Linked DNA regions of Homo sapiens: regions 2 and 3 are each linked to region 1. The links are chromatin loops, found by intact Hi-C in ENCODE. Cell type or tissue: PC-9. All regions are shown on one strand. Links, peaks and the distances in the headings refer to the core of each region. The heading gives the core; the rest is flanking DNA.

Evidence for each region. Hi-C counts contacts between places; a loop is a spot of excess contacts. Peaks named below come from ENCODE experiments on the same cell type or tissue, not always from the same donor. Only the 100,000 strongest peaks of a DNase experiment are listed, where the experiment ranks them.
Region 2: it touches region 1 in a loop (3-fold over the local background); 6 of 110 quality-filtered maps call a loop at or near these places.
Region 3: a loop joins it to region 1, with 7 times the contacts of the local background. A loop is called at or near these places in 26 of 110 quality-filtered maps.

Annotation. Positions count from the first base shown.
Region 1 is chr1:198,462,854-198,468,920 of GRCh38, reverse strand. The region is part of intron 1 of LOC105371677 (a long non-coding RNA gene); the gene reads left to right. Among named protein-coding and RNA genes, the nearest start is that of ATP6V1G3, 75 kb to the left of the region's middle. In PC-9, for the core only: CTCF peaks have their summits at 2,977 and 3,178 (motif pointing right); a DNase peak (open chromatin) is centred at 3,400; H3K27ac peaks cover 501 bases.
Region 2 is chr1:198,271,824-198,277,890 of GRCh38, reverse strand. The region is part of intron 5 of NEK7 (NIMA related kinase 7); the gene reads right to left. Among named protein-coding and RNA genes, the nearest start is that of NEK7, 120 kb to the right of the region's middle. In PC-9, for the core only: no CTCF peak of the experiment used is centred there; no DNase peak of the experiment used is centred there.
Region 3 is chr1:197,922,109-197,928,175 of GRCh38, reverse strand. It overlaps LHX9 (LIM homeobox 9), which reads right to left. Exons shown (of 5, transcript NM_020204.3): 4 at 383-585. Among named protein-coding and RNA genes, the nearest start is that of LHX9, 7.8 kb to the right of the region's middle. In PC-9, for the core only: CTCF peaks have their summits at 3,235 and 3,439 (motif pointing right); no DNase peak of the experiment used is centred there.

The DNA of each region.
Region 1 (6,067 bases), core at 1,425-5,424:
ACAATACAAGCACACACAAAATTAAGTTCCTTGAACATAGTTAGACTTAAACCAATGTTAATTTTTATTTCCTTTCAAAGTCATTATCTGCTTTTAGATTGGACTTTCATTTTGTAACAAAGAGAATAATTTTTTAAAATTATATTTTTTAAAAATAGAGAAAGTTGGCTGTTTTTGATGGCCCACAGAAAAACTAAAATATAATTAAGGGAGAACAGATACATAGGTATGAAACTTGGTTGGGTACTTTCACTGATACTTGCACAAATTACATATTTACCTATGTTATGCCACTTCTAGAAGATGCTTGTTTAATATATAACATTATCTTTTACTGTTTTCACCTTAATTTAATTTCAAAAAATCTTTTTATAAATGGCTAGTATGTTTTGTAAATTCATGCATTCAACAAATGACCATCCACAGATACTGCATGCAAGGCTCTGTGCTGTCCTCTAGATGATGCAGAGATGGTTGATTTCTGGAATCTACCCACAGATGCCAGATTTACAAGAGGATAATAAAGTTTAAACATGTTCAATACCAAAGATGGTTTTTGGTAATACCCTGCAAAAGTTTAGACAAGACAGAAGGCTGATATTTTCAGGAAAGCAAAAAATAAATAAATAAATAAAATAAAATAAAATTTAAAATAATTCATGCTTTTGTTCCAGAAACATCAAAAAACAGATTTCTTTATTAGCTCATTCTGAGTTGCAAATTTTTTCTGGATGATTTTTTTGTGGTTGCAGCTCACTTGGCATCAGCTCCCTTTTTCTGCCAGCACAGCCAAGGTATTCCACGCGTTCACTGTAAATGGAAGTTTATACTGTGCTGGTGGACTGAGATTCCAGGAAGGAGGGCCTCCATGACATGGACAGACCTAGCTTTGTGGCACAAAGCACAACAGCTAAGTCAAATGAAAGCTTACAGTGGATGATAAAAAATAAATTCAGTCAAACAAATATGTTCTCCTAACTGCTGTAGCAAACTTCTTTCTTTCTCCTGGCTGCCAGCTCTTTTCAAAGATGATTCCCAAAGGCTTTTTTCCTTTGTTTAGGTTTCGTATGGGGTAAATTAATTCATGATTTGTTGTTAAAAAACAGTAAAAACAAAGTAAAACACACACACACACACACAAACACACAAACACCTCTTTCCCTAGTCTTCCTCAAAATACCCACAGGAACCCACCCAATAGAATGGCCTGAAACAAAATACTTTTGTTCAAAGCCAGCAAGTCTGGCAAAGCTGCAAGCTCTGCCCATAGCTACCTGTATCATGGGTAGCTGCAGAGAAATATGCAAACTGGCAAACTGGGTACCTTTTACTGTTTTACAACAATATGTTTTATTGTTCTCTCGCTAAGTTCTTTGCCAAGGGCAAAGAGTACTGAAGTAGCTAGCAACAGCCCAGACACAGCTGTCAGCATGAGCCTTACCACTTCTGGCATTGCTTTTTTAGCCAAGAGGCACTGCAATTGCTTACCAATAAGTTGTGATGAGTTGATAATGCAAGTAGACTAGATCATAAATATTTTAGTATTTAAGCATGCTTTTTCATTTACGGTGACTTAGTGCTGCAATGGCAAAGGACTTTCCCCTAGGATAGGCAATTAGGGATAGGTGGAAATGCATATTAGAACATTTATGATAATGAGAAAACTACTTTTAATTGAGTACATTAAGGCTGATCTACAATGATTAAAGCAAAACTCTATTCAAAATGAAGCTTTATTATCACATTTTAAAACCTATACTATGAAACAATTTTTAACTGAAAAATATTTATAAAATACAACTTTGCATCTCTAGTAACATCAAAACCAAAGTGAATTATCTGAAATGAACAAGAATGGGTAGGAAAAAGAAATTGATTACATATGACTAGCAGCAATTGATATAAAGCTACTCAATACGTTAATGGATCTCTGTACTGAATTTTCATCCACTCTTTAGGAATTCTCATTTAGTGTTTGATACTTCTGAATATTGTATTTAAGGATATTTCATTAAGGCTGGATTGTTTACAACAGTCGTAATTATTGTCCCATTCTCTAGATAACTCTGACACCATGGGTGATGACGCTCTGTATGAAACTTTGCATAAGGCTTTCCCTGCTTGCCTCTCTTGCAGGCAGTGTGAGTGACCCTCTCTCCCTATGTATGCATTTAATTCTTCCTCCCCTTACACTCACTTCCTAACCCTACTCCTCTTCTTACTGTTTCAGATCTAAGCTCTCAAAAACCCCTAAGGAAAAAAAAAGGCAAAGGCACATGTAGCTTTGTCAGTGCATTGGAGGGTATGAGACAGGGTTTGAATGCTAATTCGGCTACCCACTCTAAAATGAGGCTAATGATACTGCACAGTGTGGTTGGGAGATGAAATAACACATGCAAGGGCTTTTAAAATTTTAATGTGCAGAGAAATAGAAAACATTATTCTATTTCAATTCTGAAGAAAAATATGTAAATATGTCACATTTTGTCCCTTGATCAGCAATGGTTCCAAATCAAGAGTGTCTTAACTATGCCTGTTTCCCTCATAAATTTTACATAAAGTTCTGAAAATATTGCCACCATTTTATAAAGGAATGGACGGCAATCAAGGCAGAAACTGTTTGGAAAATAGAGGTTTGTTTGTTTACTTGAGGTGGAAACAATTCTCTCATCTATGTGTTGTTTATTCTCTTCAGTGAACATTTTCCTCTTTGTATCTCGGTTCTAAAGCCTCTCTGAGAACGTATATTTCAAAAGCACATGAAATAAAATCACATCGATCCTCTGTTTTACTTCATCTTGTTTGGGTGGGAGGAGATTTAATTTATATATGGTTGTGATTTTCATCATCTATCTTATGAAGCACCGTTTGGTTTTATTTGTGGGTTAGTTTCATCCTTAATACTCTTAAAAATAAAAGGGATATATGTTTTTGGTTATGTTTTGGGGGTTCTTTTCAAGCTATACTTTAATCAATGACTTCTCACATCAGTAAATGTGATAAAACTTCAATACCCAATCAACTTGTAATAATCCAAAAAAGAAAATGCTAGCCTGGATCAGCTAGGTGACTCTTTTAAACATAGAATTGAAGATAATGTGTTAAAGCCAATGCCTGATTTAAGGTATCTCCACAGTTGCTCCGATAATTCTGTTTTGAAGCACTAGATGGCACTATGAATTCACTTAATTTGGAACCAAACTAGCCCATCCATAATTTCAAAGAGAAAAAAAGATGAGACTTTTCCTTAACTGATTTGATAGTCTGACACATATGCTTAAGGAAATGAATTTATATGATGTAACAGTTATTTCATTAAGTCTCAGTGAAAAAAAGCATTCTCTTTTGGCAAGGAAAATGTGACTGTTTCTACAAACACAAACCAGTCAAATCAGCACTCAAAATCTAGTCAGAGAAAAAAAGAAAGTCAGACATGCTTGTTGGGCAACTTGACTGCTTTTTGACTGACTTAAATATTTTCTTGACTACTTGACAGTCAAAACAGTCAAGCCAGTTTGTGTGTGTCAATACAGACTGTACTTTATATGTTACAAAGTGAATGTCTATGTTTGTTAGATTTCTTTCCTGCCATCTTTGTAGTCTGGCTGGTTAGCTCAGCTGGTTAAGGCAGTCTACTAATGAGGCCAAGGTCACTCTGGTTTCCATTCCTGCCTTGGGGGATATGTTCTCCTCACAGAGGGAAAGGCTGCTCTTTGGCTAGGAACTGCATTCTTCACTCTGGACAGCCATCTCACAAATGCCTGATCTTAAAAGATTACTGCATATGGAAGTCTACATGATCAGAATAAACACATCATTATAAGAAGATAAAAACAACTCAAATTGTATATTGTATTAACAGCAGAACCACGATGTCATTTTTCTAAAGAAAGGACTCAAGAGAGTCCTTCTAAAATCAGCTTCATTAACTAGCGAAATTCTATTTCTTGTCCATCCATTCAAATATTGTATATTGTCAAGAACTTGCTTAGGCAGAGAGCTAGCTACTGGAGAATAGAGTAAGGAATAGCCTGTATCACAATGACTTCACAATATAGTGAGGAAGATAAACAAGCAAACAAATATTAGATAATGTGATAAATACTACTATAAAGGTATATACATAAACTTCCAAGGAAGGGAAAATAAAGTCTAATTTCCAGGCAGTTATATGAGCTAGATCTCAAAGAACTGACATGAATTCAACTACAGTATATGGAAAAGGGAATTCCAGGTGAAGAAATAGTGTGTGAAGACAGAGAGATGTCTGAGTGGCATGTCTGCAAACAGAGAAGTGTTTCCTGTGCCTAGAATTTTGAGTATGTGGTAAGAAGTGGCAAGAGCTGAGCTGGTAAGATAAGAGATCTAAATAAAATCAAGGGAGTTTTCCATAACCTAAAAACTTTATGAAATCCAAAGTCTAAAATAAATATTCAGGAGTTCCTGCTAATAAAAACAATTGATTAAATAAGAAAATGGGGGGAGATTAGACACATCTTTTGTCCAAAGAATCCCAAATTATGCAGAAAAGTCACCCCACCCAAGAAGGTGGAGCATAACTCCTCACTCCATGTAAGTCATACGGTGACTTCCTTCTAAACGGCACAATTCAGAAAAAGTGGGGAGGAATAACTTTACCATAGACAAACTTGACAAACACACCTCAGCCAGGTGATCAAGGTTAACATTAATAGTGATAAGTCATTTTGATTGTACTTTATGGCTATGGTCTTCCTCCCCAAAACTCATAAACCCAACCTAACCATGATATCAGGCAAATCCCAACTGAGGTACATTGGACAAGATACCAGTACTCCTTAGCTAGGCATGATGGCACATGCCTTTGGTCCTAGCTACTCAGAAGGGTGAGGCAGGAGGATTGCTTAAGCTCAGGAGTTTGAGGCCAGTCTAAGGCAGTACATCAAGACCCCATTACTATGTAAAAAAAAAAAACAGATTTAAATATACTTATTTTTTTAAATGCAACTACATCTCAAAATTTTCATAGTCATCAAAAATTGTCACAGTCAAGTGGAACCTAAGAAAACATGACAGTTAACCTATATATGACAATCTGGATAGGATCCCAGAAAAGAAAAAAAGCAGTAAGTTAAAAACCAAGGAAATCTGAATAAAACAAGGACTTTACTTAATAATGTAGCAATATTCATTCATTAATTGTGACAAATGTACCATACCAATATATGATGTTGATAATAGGAGACACAGAGTATGAGATATATGAGACCTTCCTGTACTATCTTTACATTTTTTCTGCAAATATAAAGCTGTTCTAAAAAAATCTGAGTCAAAAATTGTCATTTTGAATAAAATTAACATACTATTTTTCAAAAAATACATCCAGACAATGGAATATTACTCTGCACTAAAAAGAAGTGAGCTATCAAGCCATAAAAAGACATAGAAGAAACTGAAATACATTACTAAGTGATAGGAGCCTATCTGAAAAGGCTATGTATGATTCCTACTATATGACATTCTGTAGAAAAAGCAAACTATGGACGACAAAAAGATCAGTAGTTGTCAGGGATTGGGGCAGGGAGGGAATGAATAGGCAGAGCACAGAGGATTTTAGGGCAGTGAAACTATTGTGTATGATACTACAACGGTGGATACCTGTCATTATGTATTTGTCCAAACTCATAGAATAGTCAACACCAAGATAAACTCTTACACATATTATGGACTTTTCGTGATAAAGGTGTGTCAATGTAGTTCATAAATTATAACAAATGTGTCACTCTGATGGGAGATAATGCTGAAGGCTATGCTTGTGTGTGGGTAACAGGCACATGGGAAATCTCTGCACATTTCTCTCAATTTTGCTATGAACCTAAAACTGCACCAGAGACAGGGAAGAAACATAATGAAAAGGAGAATTGTAAAGCTTCCAAGAGTGATTACTCTTTCTTCATGAGCCAACATGGCCCATTATACTTAATGAATATGAACAAGACAAACTCAGTTCACATATTTCCAGATGATGAAATGAAGGTTCAGAACCATTGCTTCCACAGTTGTGGCAGTGGCAGAGGAACAGTGGCCT
Region 2 (6,067 bases), core at 999-4,998, 190 kb after region 1:
TCCGTAAGTCAGAAAAACAGCTAATTTTATCTACCATTATCAACTAAAAAGCATATGATCTTTATACTGAAATTATTCCAATAATTTTATCTGACATAATGGCTTAAGTTTTTTTCCTATTATAACTAAGGTTAGCGGAAACTGTGTAACAGTACCTTTTTGTGATGTCCCACTATTTCAAAAAATTAACATCTATATAAAACAATTTCTTGTCTTAAAAGGAAGATGTCAAATTTGATTTTAAGAAGAGCCAGAATAAAAAAGTCTAGATACCAGTAGGTAATTATGTTCATTAAAAGACAATTCTTCTCCTGGCAGAAGGTTTCACTACAGAATTCCTTTTAAATATTGAACCACCCTGGTGATTTGAAATATCATAATTTATTAAAAATTAAACAAATAAAAGGAATTTATGTAGAAAGTTTTCATGAATATTTCTACTGCACAATGCAAGTCAAACTTGTACTTTGCTTTGAATGAATGAAACTAAACTCCATGGAAGAAAAACCTTACAGGAATGCCCAGGCAAAAAGCTGACAGCACCAATAGGCTACTTAGGAGAGGGGTCCTGGCACATAAGAGGGCAAATACTACAATAATTGTAAAACCAGAGGTACTTATTTATGCTCATTTTTTCTACAATAAATCTGCTAGAAGACTATACTAATAATATACTACTTCAAGGACAAAGTTCTTAGCTTCATAAGACTTACAAAGATTCAACACATAAAAATTATTTTTCAAAAACAAAATGCAACTGGTTTCCCATTTAACAATACCTATAAATGACCAACATGAATATTGCATTGTAATAGGTTTCCATAAAATTTTCTAATAATTTTAACTGTTTTAAAATATATATAGGTATTAAAATTTAAATATGTACTTTAATGCAATTTATCCAAAGACATTTTGAGAAGTCCAACTAAATTGATTTTTTGTTATTGAATATGGAGGAACTATACTTGAGAAAATTCTAAAACAGCTACCTTTCAGTTTTTACACCTGTGACCAGCTGAGGGCAGGCTGAATGGAAAAACAGTACAAGGAAATCTGCTGATATCCTTACTTCATACTTAGCAAAAAATTATATCTACTGTCTCATATGTACTCAAGGTATGTACCAAAAGATAAATCTTTAAGGAAAAGCTAATAATCTTAGTTTAATCTTTCTTATAACACATATTACAGAAATAAATTTATTAGCAATTTCAATAGTTATTATATCAGTAACATTACATCCCAAAGAATAAATAACAATTAGATGACCAGGTAATTAAAAAGCAAATCAGGGTCTTACTAAAATGTTAGAAACCTCCCATATCATGTTTCAATACTAAGTCTTTTTAATTGCAGACTGTGTCAACATCAGTTTTCATTCAAAGGGGGCAATGCTACAAAATCAGTTCTTTACACATAATTTTCTTTCAGACTTGGAATGAGTCCAAATAAACCCTGTATATGTGCTCTCCCTGATGCTGGATTAGCATATCAGAGGACTGTTTGATGTCAACAGGAAGATGGGGACCAGGTTTCTTTTCATTCAAAAATAAATATAACATATCATGTGTGTATCAGACCATGAAAACAAATTTTTATGCTTTAATACGGATTTTGAAATCATCATAATTATAATGTAGTTGGCAGTTTACTTTTTAAATACCATTATAAAAAAGAAATCAAATCTAAAAGAAAAGGCATAATTTAAAAATTGCCCCCAAATTGCACAATAGGGAAGACGTTACCGGACCAAGATAATCTGATTATTTTCATGTTTTTGTATTCTTTGAGACTGTAACTTACAAGTTAAACCTGATGACAAGAAGCTGAATTCAATATACTACTACTCAGAATGACCTGGTCTAAGAGTTAAGTATCCAAATTCGTTATAGGCCTTTAAAGAATGACATGAATTTGACTTTTTCACAAAATAAAGGCAGTTTCATTATGCCATTAGTATCTCTCATTATTTTTAATGTGTGTGTTTAAACATATGTGGTTTTTAAACCATTCCTTAAGTATAGGGTTTTGGGGGTTTGTTTTTTTTTGTTTTTTGAGAAAACCAACACTTAAAATGAGAAAAGCCTGTCTGTTCTGATGGTGGCACTGTTGGCTATCTCTTAAAAGAGGATGAACAGCAAAAAGGCAATGAAAATTCGAATTCTTTTTACTATGGGTAAAATGTATATTAGCACTACAAAGCAGGAACTTCCATAAAGCCAAAGAATTTAAAAAAAGAAAGGACAATCTTCTCTTAAAATTTATTCTAATAAACACATATCTTTTTAAAAGTTAATTATCTAGCCAAAGAGCATTATTGTTTGAAAATCCTGTTTCCCTTGAAAAAAGGCAGCCCTATATAAATGTTTAGCTCTGATTAAAAAAAAAAAAATCTAATGCCAACGTGTAAAAAGTAAAAATGTACATATATTTGTTATATAGTAAGTTTTTAATATAGCAATAAATAATGTAACCAATCCATCTAAAAGTTGGTATCAATATAAATATTTATAAGAAAATGAAAGAATATGTGACAGGGCGCTTTTACAATATTTATGCTATGAAATAGAATTGCAACTTTTTTATAGTTGAAAATAAAGTATCTGAAAATTTATGGGCAGGCAAAAATAAACACCCAGATATACCTGATCACTTGGACATAATTTTGTTTAGTCTTTTTTTTTTTTAAGTAGGCTAGTCTTTTCCCTATGCAAATCTTCAAATACTATTTACTTTAAAAGTAACTTTTCCACTTTTATCAAAATTATTCAAATAAATACTGGATATTATTCAAACAGAAAAATCAGATGTGACAAAAAGCTAATCAATTTACATATAAAAGTATGTATATACAAACATCAGATTATATTATTTCTGACTTATGTGTAAGAAGATTACCATCATTTCACTTAGGTGAAATTCAGCATATCTGGTAAAACCCATCTGCGTCACCACCTAAGTGATTTATATTAATATAAAAAGGGCTATAGCTGATCCAAGCTGTCTCCTTTCAAAGATTTTGGGAAAATAGTCACATCTTAATAGACACACTCTTTTTAAAATTATTCATCTCCAAACATCCCACTACAAATTAAATGACCAAGACCAAATCCAATTATATAGTGGACAGTGAATATCTAAGTATCATTTTTGAACTCCATTGAGTAACTTGGTTCCTGCATTCTAGACATTACAACTCCAAGTAGAATATACACTGCTTATTTCTGAGTTATATAATTCTAATATTCTTCCTCAAGAAATCTCAGGAAGAGCTTCAGTGATATTACCCAGCATAACCTCATCAACAGAGAAAGATAGAAAATGATCTTATTTTACAAAAAAATTACTATTCTCTGTGGCATATCAAAACATTTAAGCATAAAGTTTGACATGTTAATCTTTAAAAAAGAAAATTTCAGGCAAAATATCTGGAACTATCAGGGTCAGCTTCATGGGCAGGAAACCTGTGTTATGCAGGTCTGGCACTTGGGGTTTAAAGCTCTGTTACTGCCATCTTAAAAATTTTTAATTTTTAACAAAGGGACTTGCAATTGTGTAGCCAACCCAGGGAATCATACACTAAGCATCCTTTAGAAATGTACTGCTGTGGTTAAAAAAATAAAAAACAAACAAACAAAAAAATGCAATCCTGGTGTGCAAGGTGTTTTTGAAGAGGATTAGGAAAAATGTTAATTAAATGATGAGAAATAATGAAGTCATAAGAGAACTAGAATTACAGGCACCAGCTGCTCTCCATTTCTTCCAAGTATCTAGTAAGAGGAAGTAAGTGATTTATGTTAAATATAAGGAAGCATTTCCTGCTTGGAGTGTTGTCAAATGTTTAAATGTGCCACTAACACAATCCATATCCATCTTATAATAATAGACCTGATTATAAGGTTTGACAGTAACTGGTTGTGTGACCTTGAACAAGCCATTTAACCTTGATGGGTCTCAGCTTCCTCACTCTATTATAAACAGAGTTTGGAGATGATCTATGACGTCTCCACCACTTCTAAAATATAATCTGTGGGTCTACAGTCTTAGTTTCAAATAAAACAGAAATAATAAATGTCTGTTTGGCACATTTCATACTTAAAAATAATAGTTTCTTGGTATGCCTTATCCTTCATATATCCAATTAGTAAAAACAAAGCAACAACAAAAAAACCTCAGAGATCCCTATTGGTCCATTTAATACTATAAAAGGTCTTAACATGAGATGACAAGCAGTTAGAATTCTTTGTTATAAGTTTGTAATTAGGTCAAACATTTACCATCAGAGGGGATGTTAAGTTCTCAAACACAGCATTGTAATTATAATGCAATTTTATAAGACTATATTTTGTCGTGGTTATTTCAAAGAATTAAATTCACAGAGACTGGGTGATGAAAAAGATAGGATGCTTCTGGAAGTATAATGGACAGTTCTAAGTGTGATTTTTATCATTTATTAATCTTTCTATGGAAACATTTTTCTTTGGAAGGCATAATGAGGTATCAACAAACTAAACTTCACAAATATTTGCTATACATAATTGTGGGAAATTATATAAAATTAAAATTTTGGTATGTAACACTAATTTACAGTGCATAAGTATTTTCTCTTTTGGCACAATGAATACAATTCAGATATCTTAAGTTGCATTAGAAGGTGTAAAGTAGGATGGGCCTGACAGTCATGAGATCACTGAGAATACTTATCACTAGCATCTCATTTTATCTTCTTATCCAAGGTCTACTAGTCTTTGTCTTTTCCTGTAATGTTGGAAAATCTATTAAGAGTGCTAAGCTGTTTTTAGATTATAATAGAATATAAATATAATCAATTCATTCCCAAAAGTTAAAATGGTGCAAGTTATTAATGCAAGCCAAAAATATATTTCATCTTAGGGTAGAAAATGTGAAACAGAAAATATTTTTCATGAGCAATTACACCTTGAGGGAAAAAAACCTCTTAAATTATTTAGCAAACAAGAAAACTAAGTACCCATAAAGTCACAAAACTTCCCCAAAACAGTTGCCTCCTGAAAACTGGTACATCAATATCAAGGCAACTTATTTAGAATATTAAAAAACTAAAAGATCAACAATAAAAACACATGAATGCATCAGAATTACTAAAAAGAATGGTCCCTGCATTGCTGCCATGTGAATAATTCTTAAGAGAAGTTTCCACATTACTAAAACTGATAAGAAAATACTTGGAAATACTTAAAATGTTTTCTCTATTGCATCAGAGTACTAGTGATAGATAAAGTGAGATTAAAAAGAACAGTCAGTCAGTCTTCGAGGAGAAATAGAAGGTCACAAAGATAAACAGAAATATTTCCCTCTTTAATAAATTTTCTTGCTATGTTATACTAGACAACACTAAGAGAGTTGAAGAGATATTTTAATTTTCATAATGAACAAAGAAAACACAGCAGAACAGTAAAAGTATCTCAATTGAAATCTAAAGGAGAGAAATTAAGATGCTTAGCATAATGGTGTCTGTATCCCTTATCTTTACTTAAGTGTCTACAGTTACCAAAATTACTGCTCACGATGGTATTACATGGTTTACAAAAGGGAGCTTTATATCATTATCATCTTCAAATGTAAGGAGCAATAAGCTCCTTCAAAATTATCTTCAATTTTTTCCAAGCAAACAGAGTTCAAAGTTCGTACATCACCTTTTATTTATGCTCACAGAATTAAATAATGGTCATTTCACGGTATAAAGTGTTCAATTTCCTAAAATCTCTAAGTTCTATACTGCTTCGACTTCAAACTACTTAAGTATCAAGGAAAACCCAAGTGATATTTTATCTGTAACATTGCTCTTAAAAAAATAATTCTATACAACACACCTACATATACATACCATATGTAGACATAAATTTATACAGATATAGACACATAGATGTACATATGTTATGTATAGGTACCTAAGTAAATGTATCTATGTGTGTGTGTGTGTGTGTATATATATATATATATATAAAATATAAATTTTTAATTTATATATATATAAAATAATATTCAATCCTGGGTAGTTTTTTCAGATAGTGCTAACTTGCAACCT
Region 3 (6,067 bases), core at 999-4,998, 540 kb after region 1:
CCGAGTTAAGGCAGTGCCAACAGGTCCCTCTCAAGTCCGTGCACTGAGCATAATATTAATGGAAATCGATAAAGCCACGGCCTGTGCAAATAACATCACTCGCATTTGCACAGCAGTGAGACAAGCTGTGCTGCCTTTGGAGGGCCCATCTCCACATATGTAGAGAGAATGTGGCTGTATTTAAAAAGACCCTGGGTCTCTGTTTGGGAACCCTCCAGGAAGCCCCTGCAAAATCTCAGAACACCCTCTAGGGAGATAGCTAAGATAAACTAGTAAGAAGCAATATAGGAAATATCTGCGTCACTCTAACCAGGGAAGAGCACTATTTTTACTGGGAAGGGGAAGGGAAATGTATGCACAGTCAATGATGCATGTGTCTTACCTGCAAAACTCTTTTGGTCAGACCTGTTTTCTGGGCAAGCTGCTTGAGGTCCTTGGCATCCGGGTTGTGGTTGATGGCAAAGTAGGATTTCATGGTCCGGAGCTGGTGATGCTTGAAAGAGGTTCGCATGCGCTTGGTCTTCTGCGAGGGTGGATAAGGCTGCTGGTCCCGGTCCAAGTGGTCTGCCTCATTCTCATTACAACCTGTTGCAGTAACAGTGAACAAACAACTGCTCAGTGGAAATTCTTGCATTAGCTGACATGATGGCAGGCTGTATGACACTGCTATGGTAATAAAGCAGCAGTGAAAAAGGTTGTCAACCCAATTATGAGTAGTATCTAGACAAAAAGAAAGAAGATAATTGCTAAAGTAAGCTGAACTCTTCTGTTAATGTAGACACAACCAAAGTTTATGCAATAGAAAAATATTGGTTAAATCCTCTCTTTTGTTTAATGGTTGCTAGAAGAATTTGAGAATATGAACAAACCCTAAGTAGTAAGGTGGGAGTGAGAGAGACCTACGAGAGTGAGAAGAAGAAACCCTTTTCTAATATAGTTATTTGTACCAGCTCCCCACTGCCCACACTCACAGTGTTTTAAGACTCTACCTTTTGTCTATATTTCTGGAATGAGACACACTGTCTGAAGGTATTGCTTTTTGTCATGAGACGTAGAGAAACAAGTATTACTACTCCCTCAAGTCTGAAAGTTTCTGAGAGCCCACCAACTAAGGAAGCATCTAGGTCAATTCTAAGGGTTAGCCTTTTCTCATATTCCTAGAGCTCCGTCAGTCAGGAAAAAGTTAGAAAAGGCTGAAAAAGGAGGAGAAGTTAGAAATTCAAAATTTGTGAATTTCTTATGTAAACATAAGAATATTATTTGTTTCAGCTTTTAGCTATGACTGGTTAACACAGGGCTATACCAGAAAGAAAATATTTTTCCCCTGGAGTGATTTTAATAAATATTTCTGAAAGAGAATGAGCCCAGACTTCCCTTCACACGGTTCACGCCTGAAGCGCTCCCCACAGCTCACAGTTGAGAGATACTGATGGTGCTTATTTCTAGGCTCAGATCTTAGTCCCTTTTGCTCCAGATGTGTGTGAGTGGGATGTGAGCTGTGCCCCTGGCTGGCCTGGCAGAGAGAGGGCGGCATTTTCTCTTCCCTTACAAAGACTTTCTTAGCACCAAGGGCAAAACAACCCAGTCTTTGAAACCAGCCAGAAAGTCATTATCCCCAGGATGTAAAGCTACACTTTTAAAGGGTCATTTCCAAGAATCTACTGGCTCTGCATAGGAAATACAATTGTAAAATGAAAACATTTTGTGAAATATTTACACAACCAACTTCAGCCAACTTCACAAATTAAAGAGCATGGTAATTTTTTTTCTTTAAATTCTTCCTTCAGATAGTTATATAAATTTAGATCTGATCATCCTGCCTTGTACTGCTTTATAATAGAAAATCTAAAACCAACCTGATCATGTCATTCCAGGGAGAAAGAAACCTGAATCTTAAAAAAGGGAGGCATCCCTTAATGTGAGCTCTTCCAATCTGCTTAATAAAATGTTCTGCTTAATACAATGTTATCTGCCTGCTAGGCTCTGTTTAGAATTACTTTTTAAAAAATATTCAGCAAATCAGCATATTTACAGAAATACAGAAGTTTTGTAGTCATCACCCAAGAAGGCAGCCACATATAAAACTCACTTAACAAGAAATTCTTCCTAATGTAAAAAGACTAGACACAAACAAATGTCTCCTTTGTTTGTATTTCCATAAGACGCATAAGTAGGAGGACACACTTGGCAAAAGAACAGGTGAGTTCATTGAGGGAACTGACTATACCATATTCAACTTTGAATTGATTCCCTGAGTCAAACACAGGGGTAGGAGCTCAAGAAGCATTCAATCAAGATGTTGGGCCCTTTGTTCATCAGTAAATTACAAGTGAGTATTAATGCGAAATTAAATCAACTTGAAGTGGAATCCAAGTCAGATATATACATTCGAATGTAAAACATAGGCTTCCTAAACTCCACCAGAAAGGCTACCATATGTCCAGAGATAACAGAAAGAGTATGCATTACATTTTATCCTATTTTGGCCCAGTGGGGATATGTCAAGTTCAAATATTCTACAGAATTGCACTTTCATATCCTCAAATGGATGAAACAGCATCTCTATGACCTACTATAAAACTATACTTATCTCCAGTAAACTCAGCCATATTTCATAACCAGATTATAAATATACCCACAAAAAATAGTCAAAGGGGCACATGTTAGTCATCGGAGGGTTCTTCAACTCAGATTTCTTTCCTATCATATGTAACATGTAACCTTTCCTGAACAATACATCAAATTGAATTTCACACTTGGGACAGAGGACTTGGTGTTTAAATAATGCCCTTGGCCATCTTTCCCCCACTCCACACCAAGGTAATATATAGAAATGAATATGATTCCCAACCTGACTATATAATCATTAGTTCTTAAAATGAAATTTATGAAAAATAATTGTAGTAAGATTTAATGAAATGGCTTCCCTTAAAACGCATTCTATATCCATTATTGCTGATTAAAAACTCAGCAGAGCCTTTTAGTGTGTAAAATACAGTTATAGGCCCTGTTTCCACATAAAATACACAATCCAATATGTAAGGAGATAGCTCGTTGGGTCTTTATTAAACAGATATTACTATATATGATTTTCCTGTGACTGTTATCTCATATTATGCAACTTAATAGAGAAAGCTATTTCTTCTACAGAGTAACAGTGCATTATCTGATATTATTTATGTTTAACTACACATGCATTATATAAACTTGCAAATGACTGTTTCTCCAAGGCCTATTGCTAAAGCTGTAGGGGATTCCCCCACTCCCCGAATTATGAGATGAAATGATAACTCTTAAAACTGTCTTAAATATCTACCTGTCAGTTCACATCCAGTATTATAAGTTAATGAGAAGATCTAAGTATTTTATTTCCAGTCACTTATGCGATGGGCACCCATCCTAAAGTGAGTGTCGCTGTGAAGGTATGTAACCTTCTGAGAATGAAGTGATCCCTGGAAGACCACTAGGGGTCAGTGCCAGGCTAATTTAACCACCAGGAGCCTTAAAAGTTTGGATAGGAAGAAAGGGCTTAAGGAAAGGATATTTTGAGAAGTGGCAAAAGTTTAATCTCTCAATTAATGTTTAAATTACACAAATAAGAGCTTCCTATCCTAAACTAAATCTTCTTCTCATCCCTAGAGGGCTTTATTTCAAGCTAGCATTTCAGGTAAACTTTCCATGTCTCTTTCTAAAATATTTGCCTGATTAATTTGCACAGAGGTATAAACAAAACTAGGGACATTCTCATTAAAAGGCATTTGCCCTATCAAGCACTAGCTGGCCTTTGCCAAGTTTCACATCTTCTCTGAGATTCTTTGAATCACAAACATGTTTTCTGCACATTTTGAAAACATATTGTGTAAATTATACTTAGTTTAGTATCAACCTTACCCTTTATGAGACTTGTTTACATTTAATGTTTACATTTAATGAAAGATAGCAAGACAAAATCCAAAGAAGGCTAAAATAACGAGTTAAAACTGGATTTATTTTATTTTTTTACATTTTAACGCGTGTTTAATTTGCTGAAGGGTTTCTTTCCCTAGTTTTGGAACAAAGTGGCATCAGATTCGCAAGCACTGTTTTAAATGATGGCCTGATTTCTGGTCAGGCATCTTCAAACCAATTCCCATAGATAATTTTAACCTGATCTTTAAAATATATATACTATTGAATAGTATCTCTGGGAAAAGTCCAGAAAGGATGGAGTAGATGTTAACTAAGAGGCATCCAGTTTGTAGTGGTGCGAGGTACAAACTCTTCGGGCTAAGGGGGCCTAAGCAATTTTTCCCTCCTTTGGGACCAAGACAAAAGCGACCTTCTCCACAACAACTTGTAGCAGCATTAATCTGCAAACTAAAGACCTAAGTGGCTCAGAAGGATTCTTTTATTCTTCTTAAAAATAAATTTGTACTCTCTAGTTATTTTCAGAGAAGTAAAAGAATCTAAATTCTACTGTTCTTAAAGCTCCTTGGATCTAACATGAAGATCCAAGGCGAAATCAAATTTAGCAAATTAGATTAAATAAACAATCAAAAAGTCAGGCTTGCCTACTATTTGGCTAGAAATCTTCACCCTTCTGGACTTTATCCGGGCTGAGAGATCCTTTCTTTCAAAAAAAAACTCACTAGTTTATGTATGAGTGGCTTGCTTTCTCTCTCTCTCTCTCTCTCTCTCTCTGGGAATTAGGGCCTTGGTGAGTGGCTTGAGATTCCAATGTCACCTTCTATTAATAAAGAACAATTAGTGCCCTGCCTGCCCTGCCCCGGGGACCACGCATCAAAGAAGATGAAGTAAGCATGCTGGGCAAAGTGGCCCCTAACCAAATCTCCTGCCCCAGCACAGCAGGGGCCAGTGTGAGGGCATGGCCACTACTGAGGGTTGCCAAAACCCGGGGCTTCGCCCGCTGCCCTCACACAGATTGACCGACCCTGGTGAGATTTGCAGTGAGCCGGCAGGTCCTTTTCTTTTCGTCCAGCAGCCCTGGTATGAACCCCCTAGGGACAAGTGCTGCCGCACAGTGTTCCTCATTGCTCCCCATTCTCCCTGCAAGGCCACCCGCTGTGCTTGCCCATAAAGGATTCTCCTCTTCAGTTAGATCAGTCGGTAGAGAACCCCAGGAGAGAGCCCAACGGAGGTCTGAGAGAGCGGCCACTCATCCTGTGTGGGTTCCCCTGAAAACTCTAAACTCAGAGCAGGACTCTTAGCTTCACATTCACACTGGCTGTGTGATCTTGGGCAAATCACTTAACTGGCTGGACACTGTTCTTTACCATTGACTAGCAATGTCAGGCACCATACCAGGCCCTGGGAACTGGAAGAGAAAAACAGGCAAGATCCCATGCTCTGAGATGCCCATGCTTGGTATCTGGGGGCATTCATAGTAATAGAGTGGGGTTGCCATAATAAGGTCCTCAAGGTTCCTTCCAACAGAATGGTCTCCCCTGTCCTGAGTCTGCTGAGATTCTCAGCCACATGTGGGCCAGGGCACTGAAAGCCAAAGCAGTTAAGGTCCTTAGGCTCCCCAAAAGTGCGCCAGGGCTTTCTACAACCTCTTTTTTTCCAGTGATTGGGACTCACAAGAATAGCTTCTGTTCTGCTCAGAGTTAGATTATCATCTGCAGAGCCGATCACCATCCTCACCTGGAGGATGGGGAGTGGGGGCAGGCTACCAACAATGGGAAACTGCTGCATGTGAGAGATTGATACATGATAGGCGTGTCCCCCAAAGCAAGGAAGAATGTGTTCTTGACTTGTTGTCTGCATGTTGTTTTTAATGAAGAGAGAAGGTGGTTGAGTATAGATGAATGGCCTGAGATACCACTAAGCCTCTTCAGGAGGCCTGACCTGGAGGTACTTTCAGTTCCAGGGGTCTGGATGTCTGGATGGTCTATCACACCGGGAATGAGACGGCTGGTTGAATATCCTGGCTTAGGAAAGACACAGGCTAGCTCAGCTGTGGAGAGTGATTCCCACCCCTACAACTGCTTTTTGCCAAGATCAGGGATTAGGTTTTTCAACACTCTTGCCAACTGTGTTCCTGATTAACTTTGGGCTGGTGACCACA